Regions from separate parts of the Homo sapiens genome. Here region 1 is linked to region 2. Evidence: chromatin contacts called from ENCODE Hi-C or POLR2A ChIA-PET data. All regions are on one chromosome and are shown on one strand. The core of a region is the stretch at or near the end of the contact, and the rest is flanking DNA. Distances in the headings are between cores, read along the strand shown.

Region 1 (6,909 bases), core at 1,586-4,085, 280 kb after region 2:
TGAATGAAATGTCATGGACAGAAAGCTCCCTTCTGCTTTGTGGGGAACATAACAATTGGTGCAACCCTGCAGGATGCTTAGGGCTCTGCCCGCTGGTGAGATCAGGTTTAGGACCAGAGTCAATGCTGTCTCTGCCTTCTATTGTCAGTGCAATCCAATGAATGTCTGCACAATGTAATACACACTACAAACCACTTTTTATTTATTTGCACATGTAATTCATTATCTTATTTAATACACCAAATCAGTGGAGCAAGAATTAGTATCCTCACATTTTAAATAAGTTACTTGTCCCAGGCCACAGAGGTAGGAAGCAATGGGGTGGGAGTAAAATCTGGGTCCCTTTGACTCTAAGAGGCTGGATCACTCGCCCTCCAGATTGGTCTCTCGGCCTCCAGCACCACCCACAAGCCAGAGACGGGTTTCATAGAATTACCAACCGCACCCTGCTGTGCCTGTTTAAATCCTCCAGGAGCTCTCCATTGCCTACAGGCTCAAATCCCCCTTCTCGGCCTGACATTCAAGGCCTTGGTGATTTGGTCCCTGCCTTCCCAGCCTCAAGTTCACTTCCAATTCACCACCCTCAAGACCTTGCGTCTGCTGGTCCACCATGCTGACCACCTGTGCTGTTTTCATGCACAGGTCCTGCACATGCTGATCCTTTTGTGGGAGATTCTTCCTGCCTCCCCTGTGTACCCACTGACTTCAAAACCATGAGCAGGAGGAATCTCCTGTCAGGCCCCTTCTCCGGGTTATTCCCACAGAACCCCTCTTAGGACTTGTTTTGGCCAGGTGGCTTTCAGGGAGGACCCAACCCTCTTTAGGAAGTGTCCTCAGTGCCCAGGCCAGCCTTGCTCTGAAAACTGAAGCATGAACTCTTAACTGCATCCCCTGTGTTGACCCAGGAGTTATGATTAAGAAGAAGACTGATCTGGACTTTACCACCACAAACTGTCATTTAAAAAGTAAGAGGAGAAAAGGTCAATCCCCCTCCCTTCCCTCTCCATTTTTGACTCATTTATCAGCTTTTGCCTTTCCTGGTGTTGGAGGAAGGGTAGGTGGAAGCCCGGTGGCGGTTGCATTGCAGCCTTCCTGGGGAGCAAAGTAGTGCCTCGGAATAGGTCAGGTCAGAATGGAGGTGTAGGTTAAACATCAAAGTGTTTCTGGGTTCTGGGATCTGAAGCAGTCAGCCAGAACAGAAGAGGCTATCAATACCTCCCCTTCCAGAAGGGAAACTGAGGCCGGAGAGGGAAAGGAAAATGCCCACAGTTGTTTCTTTCCCAGGTTAGCGGCCTGTGCCCTTCCATCATGTCTGCAGCATCCGACAAAGTTCTAGGTTAAAGACTGGAGTGAGCAGTGGGGAGGAGGGTGTTTACGGTTATCTTTGCGACTTAGGCTCAAAAGCCCAGCAGGCTCCTGCAGCTCTGAGCACCCCCCCCCCCCCACCTCCGGTCAGCCCCAGGCACTGCAAGTCTAGACTTATCCGAAGGGCAGGGCGCACAAAGATGAAAGAAGAATCGAAGGTCTTGAGTCACCTCCTCGCCAGGCCAAGTGTGGGCTGGCGCTGCTCTCCGCCCGGCTCCAGAGGCGCGGGTTATTCCCACCGCACGCCCCGAGCCGCGAGGGAGTTCTCGCCCTGTCCGTGCCAGAGTGACCGCGACTCCGCGAAGCTGAGCAACTTGCCAGCGCCGCACAGGGGCCAGTGGCCGTCCCAGTTGAAACCTGTGTATGTGAGGCTCCCACGGCCCCCAGCCCAGCTCCGGGTCCTGTGAGCCGGCGCCTCGGGCATGCCCAGATCTGGACTGGCAGTCCCCCTCTCCCCTACCGGGTCCGAGGGTTGGCCCCCTACCCCGGGGGCGGGCTGCAAACGGAGAGTGGGTCTCAAAGCGGAGCCTGTCTCCCTACCAAACAGACGCAACTCTGGATCACACTCTTTCCAAGAAGCGCGGGGAGGGCAACGCCAGCCGCCCTGTCCCTTCCTCTCCCCAGCCCAGGGCCGGAGCCTGGGACCCACCGCTCGCCTCTTCCTCCCAGCCGGGGTCTGAGGGGGAGTCCGCACGCTCCGCCCAGCCCCTGCCCAGCCAGTCCCCAGGCGCTGCCGATCCCCCGACCACCAATCCCGTCGCAGCCCCTTGCTGTCCTGGGACCTCAGGAGGGGGAGGGGGAGGGCTGTCTGCGCCCCCGGCCGGGTAGCGGTGGGGAGGACTGGGGCTGTTGCCCGAGGAACCGGGAGAAAAGTTTGGAGCCAAGTCGTGGGCCCGAGGGGACGGCGGGGGAGCGGGGGGGTGGGGCGGCGTTGGGCTCTCGGTGCGCACACCCTCTGCGGACACCCAGCCCAGACACGTCGGCAGGCACCGACCACGTACGCGGAGACACGCGATGCGCCCACCGACGCCCACAGCCAAGCGCAGGCCCGCAAACGTGGACACGGGCGCAAAGCAGCCGCGCAAAGCCACGGACACACAAAGGCACCGACAGCGGCGCGTCCCCGACCGCAAATCCACAAAGACCCACAAACGTGAGATGCACGTGTCCGCACAAAGACCCACACGGCCCCTGGGCGTAGCCTTTGTCTCCCGCAAGACCTCTCCCCTGGGTCGGCGTTCCCCACTCCCGCCCAGCCCTAGGCGTCCGACGAAAGTTGAGGGGCCTCGGCGGGACCCAGCCCCGCCCCTGCGCCCGGCGTCCCCAGCCCGCCCTCCGAAGGGGCCGCGAGGCTAGGATCGGGGACTTGGGATCTTCAACCGCAGCGCGGACTCTCGCCCCGCCCGGGGAACTGCACTCACCTGGAAGCCTGCGCCACAGCCGCCTCGGCACGCTCACCCCGGCGGCCCGGCCGCGGGCCCTCCGGCCAGCGCTTTTCTCCGCGCGGCGCGGCCCGCCCCCCGGTCCCCGCCCGCAGCCAGGCTCCCCCCTGCCGGGCGCCGGGTGGCGGCTCGGGCCGGCCGCGGGGCGGCTCAGGGAGTGTCGCCAAAGTGCCAGCCTCTCTCGGCGCGCGCCCCGCCCGCGGAGCCTGAGCCGAGCCCGGGTTCCACTCTAGGGAGCGTCTCAAAAGTGCGCTGCTCCCGCCCCCTCTAGTTGGCCTCGCTCACAGCTTCCTGCATCCCGGATCCCTGCCCCCTCCCCCTGCGCGCCCCAGCAATCTAAGCAGATGGCCGCACTGTCGGGAACATCTGGAGGTCGCCGGAGTACGTGCCTGTGTATGTGTATGTGTGTGTATGACTGTGTGTGTGGAAAGAGAGAGGGAATTAGTTGCTAGTAAGAAAGAGATTTGGTGGGTGGGTGAGGGCTTCCTCTTTGCTTGTTCACCGCCCCTCCCCATTTTTTTTTAAAGAGTGAAAGAGGTTCAGGGACTACCGGGAGCAAGAAACCAAGAATCTGAAGCAGAGAAAGACTGGCTGAAAGACGAACCCACAGAGAAGAGAGAGCCCGGCTCGGGCAGAAAAGCTGGCAGGAGAGGAGAGAGAAAGTCAACAGATTGAGTTTTTCTTTTAGGAGGAAACCATTGGCTTCTGGTTAGAGTTCTAAGAAGGGAAACTGGCGTGTGAGTAGGCAGCAGTTTCAGTCTATTCCCCCTGCTGTAGCTCTTGGGCTCTCACCCCTCTTTATGTTAAAAAAAAAAAAAAAGGGCAGGAAAGCATCCAAGACACTTTAAAATGAGGGTTTGCAGGAGAAATGACCTGGTGGACGCATTTCCTAGGAGGGGAGAGTCAGGTGTGTGGGTGGCTCCCAGTCTACACACCCCGACAATGCCTACCTTGGGAGAGGGGCAGTTCACAGGTGGGAGAGTTGATAGAGGCTTTGGTCTTGGGCCCTGGACCTCCCAGGAGCTTCTCCTAGACTTTGGAGGGCCTCGGGGTGCAGAAATTGGGCAATGTACCTCCTGCAGTGGCCCAGACTTGTTAACACACCCAGTCTGCTTGCTGCTTCTTTCCTTATTACTTTTTCTTATTCATTAAAAAAAAAAAAAAAAAAAGGAGTTGCTTGGGCCTGTGTGTGCATGCATGCCGGTCTACTTGGGGAAGAAGGAAGACACTAGAGAGGTGGTGAGGTAGGAGTGGAGACCACTGCCCCAGGCCTCAGGCCAGCAAAATCATCTGCTGCCCAGAAAACAAACTGGTCTTGCAGGTCCTTTCTGCACTCAGAGCCATTGTGTGGTCTTGGGGATGCACTTGGGTTGACACCTGTGGACCCTGCCAGTTAGGAATGTGCAGAGAAAAGGCTAGGAGCCTGGTCTCATATGTGTGGAAGCAGGGAGAACTCCCGTCTCTCCTCTCCATTCATTGTCCTCTCCTGATTAGAATCCCAGCTTTCAGAACTAGGAGTCCTTCTGTGATCATCCAGCTCACACTCCTTATCAGTCTTTGGGATGGCACCATGGGCCCTTTGGTATCCAGTGTCTTCCTCACTGTTGGGCTTAAAAGGGCTGCAGGGATTCAACTCCACAACCCCTGGGACCCATAGAGAGGAGTCGGGCCCCTCCCATTTCCCACCCTCCCATTCCCTCCCCTCTCTAAAGGCTCCTGGCCTAGATGGGAGAGAGACCTGCAATCAGCATCGGGTGAGGGCCAAGCTTGGTCAGGATTCAGGTTCCAGCCCTGCCACTTACCAGCTCTGGGTAACTTTAGGCAAGTTACCTAACCTCTCTGAGACTCAGTGTCTGCAACTGTAGAAGAGGCTATTGTGAGGAATAAACAAGGTAATTTAGGTAAAGCATTAGTCTGGCTCACAGGAAGCTCCTTTGTGTGGTTGCTAAATGTCTTCCGTCAGGGACTGGGGTAGAGACTGGAAAGCCCAGCAGGCTTGGGAGGGGAGGGTGCCCGGGAATGACCTCTGGACTCCCTGGCTTGTCTAGCTTATATTCCTCCTGCTTCCTCCCCTCCCATAGGGACATTCTTTTGAAGGAATGGCGCCCCCCTCCCCTTGCCCTAGACTAACGATTTCCATCCTCTCCTCCATGTGGAATTGTTTAGCGAGTCTCAAGTTCAGCATCTGAGAACTGGAGATGAAAATACCCAACTGCCCGGGAACTCAGGGAAGCTAACTCCCACTGCACTGTGTGTGCAGGTTCTAGCCAGCTGGGCTGGAGGCTCCAGGCCTCACATTTAACATAAAAGTAATCAACAACCCTTCACACTGGCTGGTAGCTGGCAGCAGTTTCTGAGCACTTTCACATTCATCATTTCCCTTGACCTCCCCTTAGGGAGAGGTGGCCTTGAGGGGCTTCAGCTGGTGGATCTCCATGAACTTTACCCACCTCCCCTCATCACTGTGCCTCCAGTTGAGAGTCTCTGTGCCTCTAGACTCTCCTCTTCTGTCTGCTGTCCACATTCCAGCAAGAGTGCCCTTTCTAAACTGCAGATCTGCAGAATGGATCATGACACTTGCCTGCTTAAAACCTTTCAATGGCAAAAGCCAAACTGCTTGGTGTGGCATTCAAGGCCTATGTGATATGCCCCCACCTCACCTTAACTCTCCAGCATCAGTTCTGGCCACCCCCTCTTACACATCCCAAGTTTTAGTCCCCTAGTCACCTAGAAGTAAGGGAAGGGAGGTGGACCTTCTCCATTCTTCATGTCTGTTCAGTGTCTTCGCCCCCAGGGAGTCCTCTCTCTGGCGAAGTTGGCCTCTCCATCTGTGATATTGCCATGTCCTTTGTATATAAGCACCATCATTTTCACCGTTCTCTTCCCCTTCTTGTGATCATCTTGGCCACTGTGACATGTCAGGGACTGTGCTGGATACTTTTAAGATCATGATTTAATCCAAACAACCACACTAGATGGATAGTGGTGCGGCCCAGAAAGGGCAAGAGATCTGTCTGGGGTTACATAGCATGTTCTCTGCGGAGCTGGCACAACATTTAGGGCTCCAGTGCTCTTTCTGTTGCCTTTTAATCTCCACAAAGAGCAGAGGTGGTGTAGCAGAAAGGCCTGGGAATCTAAGGATCCCAGGTGCAAACCATCACTCCTCTATCCCTGGCTAACTGTGGACTTTGGGTAAGTCATTTTCTCCCCTAAGCCTCAGTTTCCTTACCTGTAAAATAGGGATAAATAAGAAGCCCTATCTCCCAGGGATATCGGGGTGATCAAATGAATCAATACAGATGCAAATGTGTTATAAGCCATAGGGTGCTGTGTGCTTTTATTTATTTGCTTAGAGATGAGGTCTTACTCTGTCACCCAGGCTGGAGCGCAGTGGTGCAATCATAGCTCACTGCCACCTTGAGTTCCTGGGCTCAAGGGATCCTCCTGCCTCAGCCTCCTGAGTAGCTGGGACTACAGGCACACCACCATGTGCCTCGCTAATTTTTAAATTATTTGTAGAGACGAGGGTCTTATCATCTTGCCCAGGCTGATCTCGAACTCTTGGGCTCAAGCAGTCCTCCTGCCTTGGCCTCCCAAAGTGCTGGGATTACAGGTGTGAGCCACCATGTCTGGTCGTGGTGTGATTTTAATTGACTTACCTGAACAGCCATACTGAAGCTGCGGGTGATCTGTTGGAAGATCTCTTTTCTCGAAGAGCCCTTGAGTGGAGGTCAGAAGACACTATTCGTCCCTTCAGCCGCTTTGCTCATTTTCCATGTTTTGAGACAGGTCTTTCATTTTCTGTCCTTCATTATAGCGATCAAGCCCTGACCAGAAAACCCTTCAGATCCAATGTATCTCCATGAGCCTCCAGGATCTCTATTTTTCTTGCTGCATTTTCTTCTTTTCAGCTATCAGAAGCTGGCAGGTCTTAAGTTAATAAAGCATCAGGACCATGTGTGGAAATAGCAGAAAAGAAGAGCTGGAAGAAAAAGGATGTGTCTCCACCCCTGCCCCCCACCCTGACTCTGTAGATGTGGCATGTGGCAGGTTATGTTTTCTAAAAGTTCCTCTGGTTATTCTGATGTCAGTACGAGGACCG
Region 2 (7,141 bases), core at 3,659-6,158:
CAGAGGGCTTACCCCCTCCTGCAATGGCAGACCATGTCTCTGGGCAAGCAGCACTTCCAGGCCCACTGCACTGCTCCAAGCCACTTCCTATTCCTGGCCATGGCAACCCAGAATGCCAGCGCCTGCTCCCCATACCCAGGCAGAGGGTGAACCAGAGCCCCAAGATGTCAGGCTGGGCAACATCCTGTCCACATACCCGTCCTCAGATGGGGAGACTGAGGCCAGCGAGGTGCAAAGCAGTTAACCTCTTTGTGCTTCAGAATTCTCATCTGTAAAATAAAGGTATTTTCTGCTCTACTGGCCCAGCCTGTTCACCTGACCCCACATACCAGACAGGACTTGGCCGTAATAGGCCTTGGTATTCTCACCTGTAAAGCGGGACTCCCCAGCCCCACCCCCTTGTAGGGTGATGGTGAGCATCAAATGACCCTGCAAAGCACTGGGCTTATTGCGTGAATGTCTGAAATGAGCTGCACTCCACCCTGAAAGGCCCAGCACGCTGTCAAAGGCAGGCAGGGTCCAGACATTGGGGACCACCCATGCGGCTGTGCCAGGGATGCCCTTCTTCCAAACATCCCTGAACTCTGGCTACCAGGGGCTCAGGCTGCACACTGGGGCCAGGGCTACAGCAGCGCCCAGCCTCCAAGGCTCCCAGGCTGGAGGGGAGACAGACATTGTGAGTGACCTCCTGGGGGAAACAGGACTGTGACTGGGGAAGCCAGCCTCGGTGGGCACTGGGGTGGGGGCGGGAGCTGGGAATGGTGCCTGCAGTGACGCTGCTGTCAGCTCCTGGGGTGGGCTGAATGACGGCCCCAAAGATACTCCCAACCGAATCCCTAGAACCTGTGAATGACACCTTGTATGGCACAAGGGACTCTGAAGATGCGATTAAGGATTTTGAGACAGGGAGACGATCTTGGCTTATCTGGGTGGGCCCTGAATGTAATCACAAGTGTCCCTATAAGAGGGAGGTGGAGAGGATCTGCCTGCAGAGGAGGAAAGAGCAATGAGACAGAAGCAGAGACTGGGGCAATGTTGCCATAAGGAATGCCAGCAGCCACCGGAGGCTGGAAGAGACAGGGAATGGACTCTCCCCTAGATCCCACAGAAGAAGCCAGCCTGGATTTTAGCTCCATTAGACTCATGGGGGACTTCTCATCTCCGGAACTGTAAGAGCATAAATCTGTGTTGTTTTCAGCCACCAAGTGTGGCAATTTGTCGCAACAGTGATAGGAAAGGAATATGCTCTTGAACGATGCTGTTCCTGAAGAATAGCTAATGGGAGCCGGGGTGTCATGGGGTCCCACCCGCCTCTCCTGCCCGGAGAAGCCCATGAGGGAAATGAAGTTCTTACACCTTGAGTTGCTCCGCTGTACAACAGTCACCCCACATCAGTTTCTTAGTTCCTGCTATGAGTAACAAATCACTTGGGTCCCACCTCACTCCAACTGGCAGAAGTTACACAGCAGCAGGGGGCACTGGCTGAGCAGGGGCTGGCTGGGCAGGGCAGGTGGGTCAAGCCAATGGGCTCCCAGCCTTCTGCCCACCATCCCCGGGGGCACATCCTGACAGTGAAGGGCAGCTGGGGACCAGTGGATGGGCTTTGATGTGCTCTGGTCACCAGCCCCTTCTCTTGCATGCCCACTGTGGGAGAAAACCACAGCACACACCCACAGGCCACCGCAGCCTCAGCTGTTGCCCACCCAGACCCCTATCCCTGGGAAAACTTGGGTCCCTGGAAGCACACGTGCAAACAACCAGAATGGGGAGCAGTAACCCAGGCCCTTGCGGGTAAGCACACATCATCCACAGCTTCCCCATCCAAGCCTGAGGCTGGCTTCCTAAGACATCCAGATTCCAACCGCAAAGGGACCTGGCCCCTTTGCCTTGGGTGAGCAGGGAAAGGCAAAGCCTGAGTTCATAGGCAAGTGAGCAGCTCTGCCTGCACTAAAGCAAGGCAATCCCAGGGTGTCTCCACCAGCCTGGAGGAGGGCTCAGAGGTGGGCAGCAGGAAGGCCAAGCCTCAGGACCACGGTGAGCCCAGGAAAGTTTTGAGCGGGGACCAGGGATGGAGAGGCAGAAGAGTTCTCTGAGGGCACTTGAGAGGTGCCTGGGAGGGGCTCTGAAGGCACTCAAAACACTTGAATAGATGGGGACAGAGACAGAACGGGTGAAAAGCCCAGCTGCAGAGAGACTGCTGCCAGCTGCCCAGGAGGCTGCTGGGGAGGGGTGGGGGGTGTTGCAGACCCTGCTCTTTGCAGCTGGGGGAGCCCAGGGCCCACTGCTGGGCTTTCTGTTCAACCTTTACATGCTGTACTCTAGGGTGCTCCCGGCTGCTCAGCCCTTGCCTCTCCTCAAGGGCTAGAAGCTTTTGGGGGAAGCCAGGGGACTTGGTCAGGCAGATACAGATCACTCCCGTAAGTCCCCTTCACCCACTAAAGCCAAGAGAGGCTTCCGTTTCAATAGGAGAGGACTGTTTCCTTCCACCCTTCTTCTCCCAAAGTCAGCCCCTCATCCCCAGGGAGGGAACTAAGTGATGCTGATTGCCAGCTGCTATTAGTAACAATGGCTACCAGACACCATGTACTTAGAAAGATGCGTTCAGTGACATGATCTAAGTTCATCTTCATCATCCCCCGAGTCCCTGTGAATAGGCAGCATTTATCCCCATTCCGCACATGAGAAAACTGAGACAGAAAAGGGAAGTTCTCCGCCTCAAGGTCATAGGCAAGTAGGAAGGTACAGAGATGGTCTCAGCCAAGAGAAAGAACAGACACATGATTTAGGCCCTGCAGGTAGGAGAGGGTGCCCACTGAGGGCGCAGGAGGCCTCCTGTTTGGGGACCAGGACTCCAGGGCTGATCTGACAGCCTGCCAGGAAAGCAGGCGCAGAAGCAGACAGAGACAGTGCTGGCCTGGGAGCAGTGTCCCAGATGTCACCCACAAAAACCCACAGGCATCTCACAACCACCCTGTCCAACAGTCAACTTACTCCCAACCTGCTCCACCCCCAATGGTGGTCCCCATCTCACAGAGGCAGCCCCACCTACCTTCCCCCAGCACTGGGACCCTGTGTAGCCCCTTAGCCCCTGGGCACCTCCTGCCCCCAGCACCCCTGCTCTGGGAAACTTTATCAGGGTCCCTCCTCCCCTGCCAAGCCTAGCCCTGGGTGGGGAGCAGAGGAGAGCAGAAGGGAGGGCCCTCTCCCTGCTTTGGCCTCCTCCTTATAGCCCTCAGTGGAAGCCCACCCACTACTGCAGCCAAAGGTGGCCCTTCTTGGACACACATCTGACCTATCTAATCCGCAATCCACCCCACCAGCATTCATTTTCACACTGCCAGGCCTTTACTCATGCTGTTCCTTGGGGCTGCAATGACCTGCCTTTTCTTTTCTGCTTGGTGGATTTCAAGACCCAGCCCCAACGAATCTGCAAGTGAACTCATCCCCAGCTCCCGGGCACCCATCAGTCCCTGTCTTGTGCTCCCAGCACTGGGTACAACTCTGGACAGGGCCTTATCTGTGGACCCACTGCCTGTCTTGTCAGAAGAGAGGCTCCTCAGGGCAAAGACCCCGCCTGAGCACCTCTGTGTGCTGGCAACTAGCCTGACCTGGCCTGCAGCAGCAGCTGGGCCCACCATACCCTGCCCAGGAGGCAAAGGCAGCCACACCACCCCACCCCCAGACCCTGGGGACAGGAGCAAGGACCAGCCCGAGGACCCTGGGAGGTGTCAATCCTTGCAAAACACAGTGGTTCCCCCAGCAGGCCTCAGACTCATTGAGTTGGCTGAGCCTCACCCGTAAGCCCCTCTCTTCCAAGAAGTCTGCCCAGATCTCTCTTTCCCCTGAGTCCTGGGATAGTCGCCCTCAGTACTTTTCTCTCTAAACCACAGGTGTAGGGAGAAGATTCTGGGATGAGAGCCAGGCGGACCCGGGTTCAAATTCTGGCTCAGCAATCCTGAGAGGGCAGCTGACTTCGCTTCTCTGTGCCCCACTCTTCTGATCTGTATGGAACTTGGGGGTGAATCCCACCACATGAAATGACTGGGAGAGAGAACGTCGCACCTGTTAATGATCTTTTGTCCTATTTCGCCTCTGGTCCCCTAGGCCAGTCTTCCGAGACCCCCAACGCAAAGGAACAGAGGTGGGAACTCTGAGGTCTGAGAAACAAAGATCCATTCCCTCCCAGACCACTCCCCCACACTCCCGCAACACACACACACACACACACACACACACACACACACACGTGCGCCCGCCCTGCAGTCAAGGAGAAAAGCCCCCTTTCAACCTGGGGAGTAGTGCCAAGAAGCGGATAGGCTGGGGCAGTAGGAGCCTCGGCCCTGCCCCTTCCCCAGGCCTGGGTGGTGGAGCACCCAGAAGGGGTTGGTGGATTGCAGGGATGAAAGGGGGGTTAAGCAGGGAAGAGAAGGGGGGAACTGTAAGGAAGATGAGAGGAAGTGACAGTCTAGCCCCGGGTGTTAGGCGCTTCCAGCGCGTCCGCACTAGGAAAACGACTCGGAGACACCCAGAGGGAGGTGAAAAAAAGACTCCTCGCCGGGGGTGGGGGTGGGGACGAGCCGAGGGGGCCCAGGCGGATGCTCCAGGACCCCGCCCCCCAGCCAGCGCTCACTTCCTTTCCCCCCGGGCCCGCGGGAGGTGCAGCCCCCTCCACTGATTCGTGGTCCCGGAGCAATCACTGGCCCGCGCTGCACCCGCACACACCCCCCCGAAACACACACACACACACACACAGAAGCACACGCCTCCCTCCGCCCGCCTCCTACCGGCCGAGCCGCCGCGGGTCCAGCCGGGCTCCCGGGATGCAGGGCACGGCGCGGGCGCTGGAGCGGAGGCTGCAGCCGCCCGGCGCAGCAGCCTCGGGCTCTGGCCGGAGATCCAGCTGGGACTGGCCTGCGGCGGGGGCTGGCGCTCGCATTCCCCGGGTTCGGCCAGCTGGGCCCGGCTCCGCCCCGCCCCGCCCGCGGCCTCCGCCCATTTGCCCGTTGCGAGCCGGAGGCGTGGTCTCCCGTGGGGCGGGGTGGGCGGCCCGGTGGCCGGGTGCGCCCATGCGCACTGGTGCGGTGGGCGGCCGCTCAGAGGAGCGGTCTCATTCCAGCCCCTGTGTTGAACGCGGACTTGGGGCCCCTAGCGGCACCCACCGCCTCTACCGGCTCGGTCGGGCCCTCGTTCTCTCTCCTTCCCAGCCTATCTGTCTGCGGTTGGTGCGCATCCCCATGGGCAGCCTCCCAAGGGCTGGCTGCACCGTGAGGGATCGGGCCGGGGCTGGGGTTCAGCCCCCACAGGGCGGGCCGGGGCCGCGGCTGACTTGGGGCCGGCGTGTAGTACCGAGGACCCGCAAGGGCCAGGGTGCCTGCCAGAACCAGGACTTGGTGGGCGGCGCCCCTCCCTTTCCGGGCTCCACCTTCACATCCATCCCAAGTGTTCGGATGGAGAAGTGGGAGCCCAGGCCCCTGTGAGCAGCAGAGGGCCTCTGTCAGATGGGAAAACTGACCCCGGCCCGTGTTGAGGACTTAATCCCGTGCTGCCATGGGCTCCCGGGCTCGGGCTCATGTTTGACTCTCTGTCCGTGACTGGCTACCGGAATGCCCTGGGATGGCACGGAGCCTGCATTTCCTGATCTGTAAAACGGGGACTATAATCTCTACCCACCCCAGGCCGCTTGGGGAATCCGATAGAGAAGGTTTAGGAGTGACTAGTTCTTGCCTACAGTAGGAGCTCAGGGGTGCCACCACCCCCCGCCCTGAGGCAGCAGGACAGACGCCCATCTGATCTGATGAGCCCATCGGCCCACTCGCTGGTGGAGCGTCTCAGGCCCGTTCATTCTCCGCCTCCAATTTGTTTCGAAGTCTCAGTTAATGATTTCGTCAACCTCTTGTGTTACCGAAACAAACTTGGGTCCGCCCACCCAGTGCAGCAAAGCCAAACACTGACACCAGGATTTGCAGCGGCAGAAAGGGAGGCATTTATTGCAGGGTGCCAAGCAAGGAGAATAGGTCGGCTAATGCTTAAGACCCGTACTCCCCAATGGTTTACATGTAAGGCTTTTTAAAGGTGGGGAGACAGAGGTTATAGGCAAAGTCATAAATAAATACTCTGGAGCTATACATTGGCTTGGCCCAAAAAGGTGAGACATTTTGAGGCAGGGTCATAGGTGGATTCAGAGATTCTGTGATTTGCAATTGGCTTAGGAAGCAAGACTGTCTAAAAACCTGGGGTCCACAGATAGGAGAGTTAAGCATTGGCTTATGGGTGTGACTCTTTACAGAACCCTTGGGAAGAAATTTAAAGAACAGCCCTCAGTTTCCCCTTATCTGAGGCCTAAGTGACAGCTGTGAAAAACAATTCAGGGACATAGGTCAAGATGTTATCTTTAGTTTCTATAGGGAACCAGACATCTTGTGGCTCTAACTTATTTGGGTGGCCCTTGTTTGAAGCTTCAATTACCTTCTTGCTTGTCAAGGTGCTCATTTACTTCTCAAAGCTAGCTAGCTGCCTGAAATTCCCCCTGAAAAGACTCATGATTTTCCTTTATTTCCACTAAGAGGAGTCTCTGCCTCACCTCACTCTCAGTCACCTGGACTTCTCTAGCTTCTCCCCAACCTCCCTGCCTCTGTCCCAGGCCACCCAGATGCTTCTCCCTTAAGAGTAGCCCCAGCCCCCTCAGGAGCCTCCTATCCAACCAAAGAAGACTTTCACATATGCAGCTGAGACCCGCCACCCATAGAAGAGTGTTCTAAGACTGCACCCCATCTGACTCCCCCATCTCCCCTAACCTTATTCCATGCCCTGTACTGGGAGCAGCAGCTTCACCAGCCCTTCAAAAGTCACTTCAGGGGCTCTACTCTCCCCACCTGAAACCATGCCCGTGCTGATCTGTGGCCGTCTGAAGGACTCTTCCTTCCTCCCTGTGCTGCAGCATCCCAAAGCTCCCTTGCTCAGCATCCACCCCTCACCTATGGCCCTTCTCAGGCTGCGTCTCTCAGAGTTGCTGGTGGGGCCAAGGTTTCCCCTGCAAGGCCAAAGTTCCTGGAGGGCAGAGGCCAAGGGTCATTGTCAGGAAGACAGCAGCACTTGGTAGAGCCAAGTAGATCTGGGCTCCAGTCCTCACTCTGCCAGTTAC

What was found. A loop is a pair of places that touch in the nucleus more often than their neighbours do. ChIA-PET counts read pairs that join two places held with the same protein, here RNA polymerase II (POLR2A). Pooled maps may share reads with other maps.
Region 1: a map of tibial artery shows a loop between it and region 2 (2.1-fold over the local background). The contact joins the promoter of TSKU here to the promoter of CAPN5 in region 2. A Hi-C loop is called at or near these places in 1 of 168 maps with a recorded cell type or tissue (tibial artery) and 2 of 50 pooled maps. POLR2A ChIA-PET finds 5 or more read pairs at or near these places in 4 of 52 experiments (Caco-2, WTC11 and activated CD8-positive, alpha-beta T cell).

What each region holds. Positions count from the first base shown.
Region 1 is chr11:76,779,282-76,786,190 of GRCh38, reverse strand. TSKU (tsukushi, small leucine rich proteoglycan) reads right to left here and starts at 2,835. Exons shown (of 2, transcript NM_015516.4): 1 at 2,787-2,835. It overlaps TSKU-AS1 (TSKU antisense RNA 1), which reads left to right and starts at 3,129. Exons shown (of 2, transcript NR_120562.1): 1 at 3,129-3,188; 2 at 3,335-3,610. RefSeq lists enhancers at 1-142, 2,530-3,174, 3,409-3,598 and a silencer at 2,889-2,978.
Region 2 is chr11:77,064,738-77,071,878 of GRCh38, reverse strand. CAPN5 (calpain 5) reads right to left here and starts at 4,908. Exons shown (of 13, transcript NM_004055.5): 1 at 4,785-4,908. RefSeq lists a silencer at 4,703-5,392 and an enhancer at 5,249-5,749.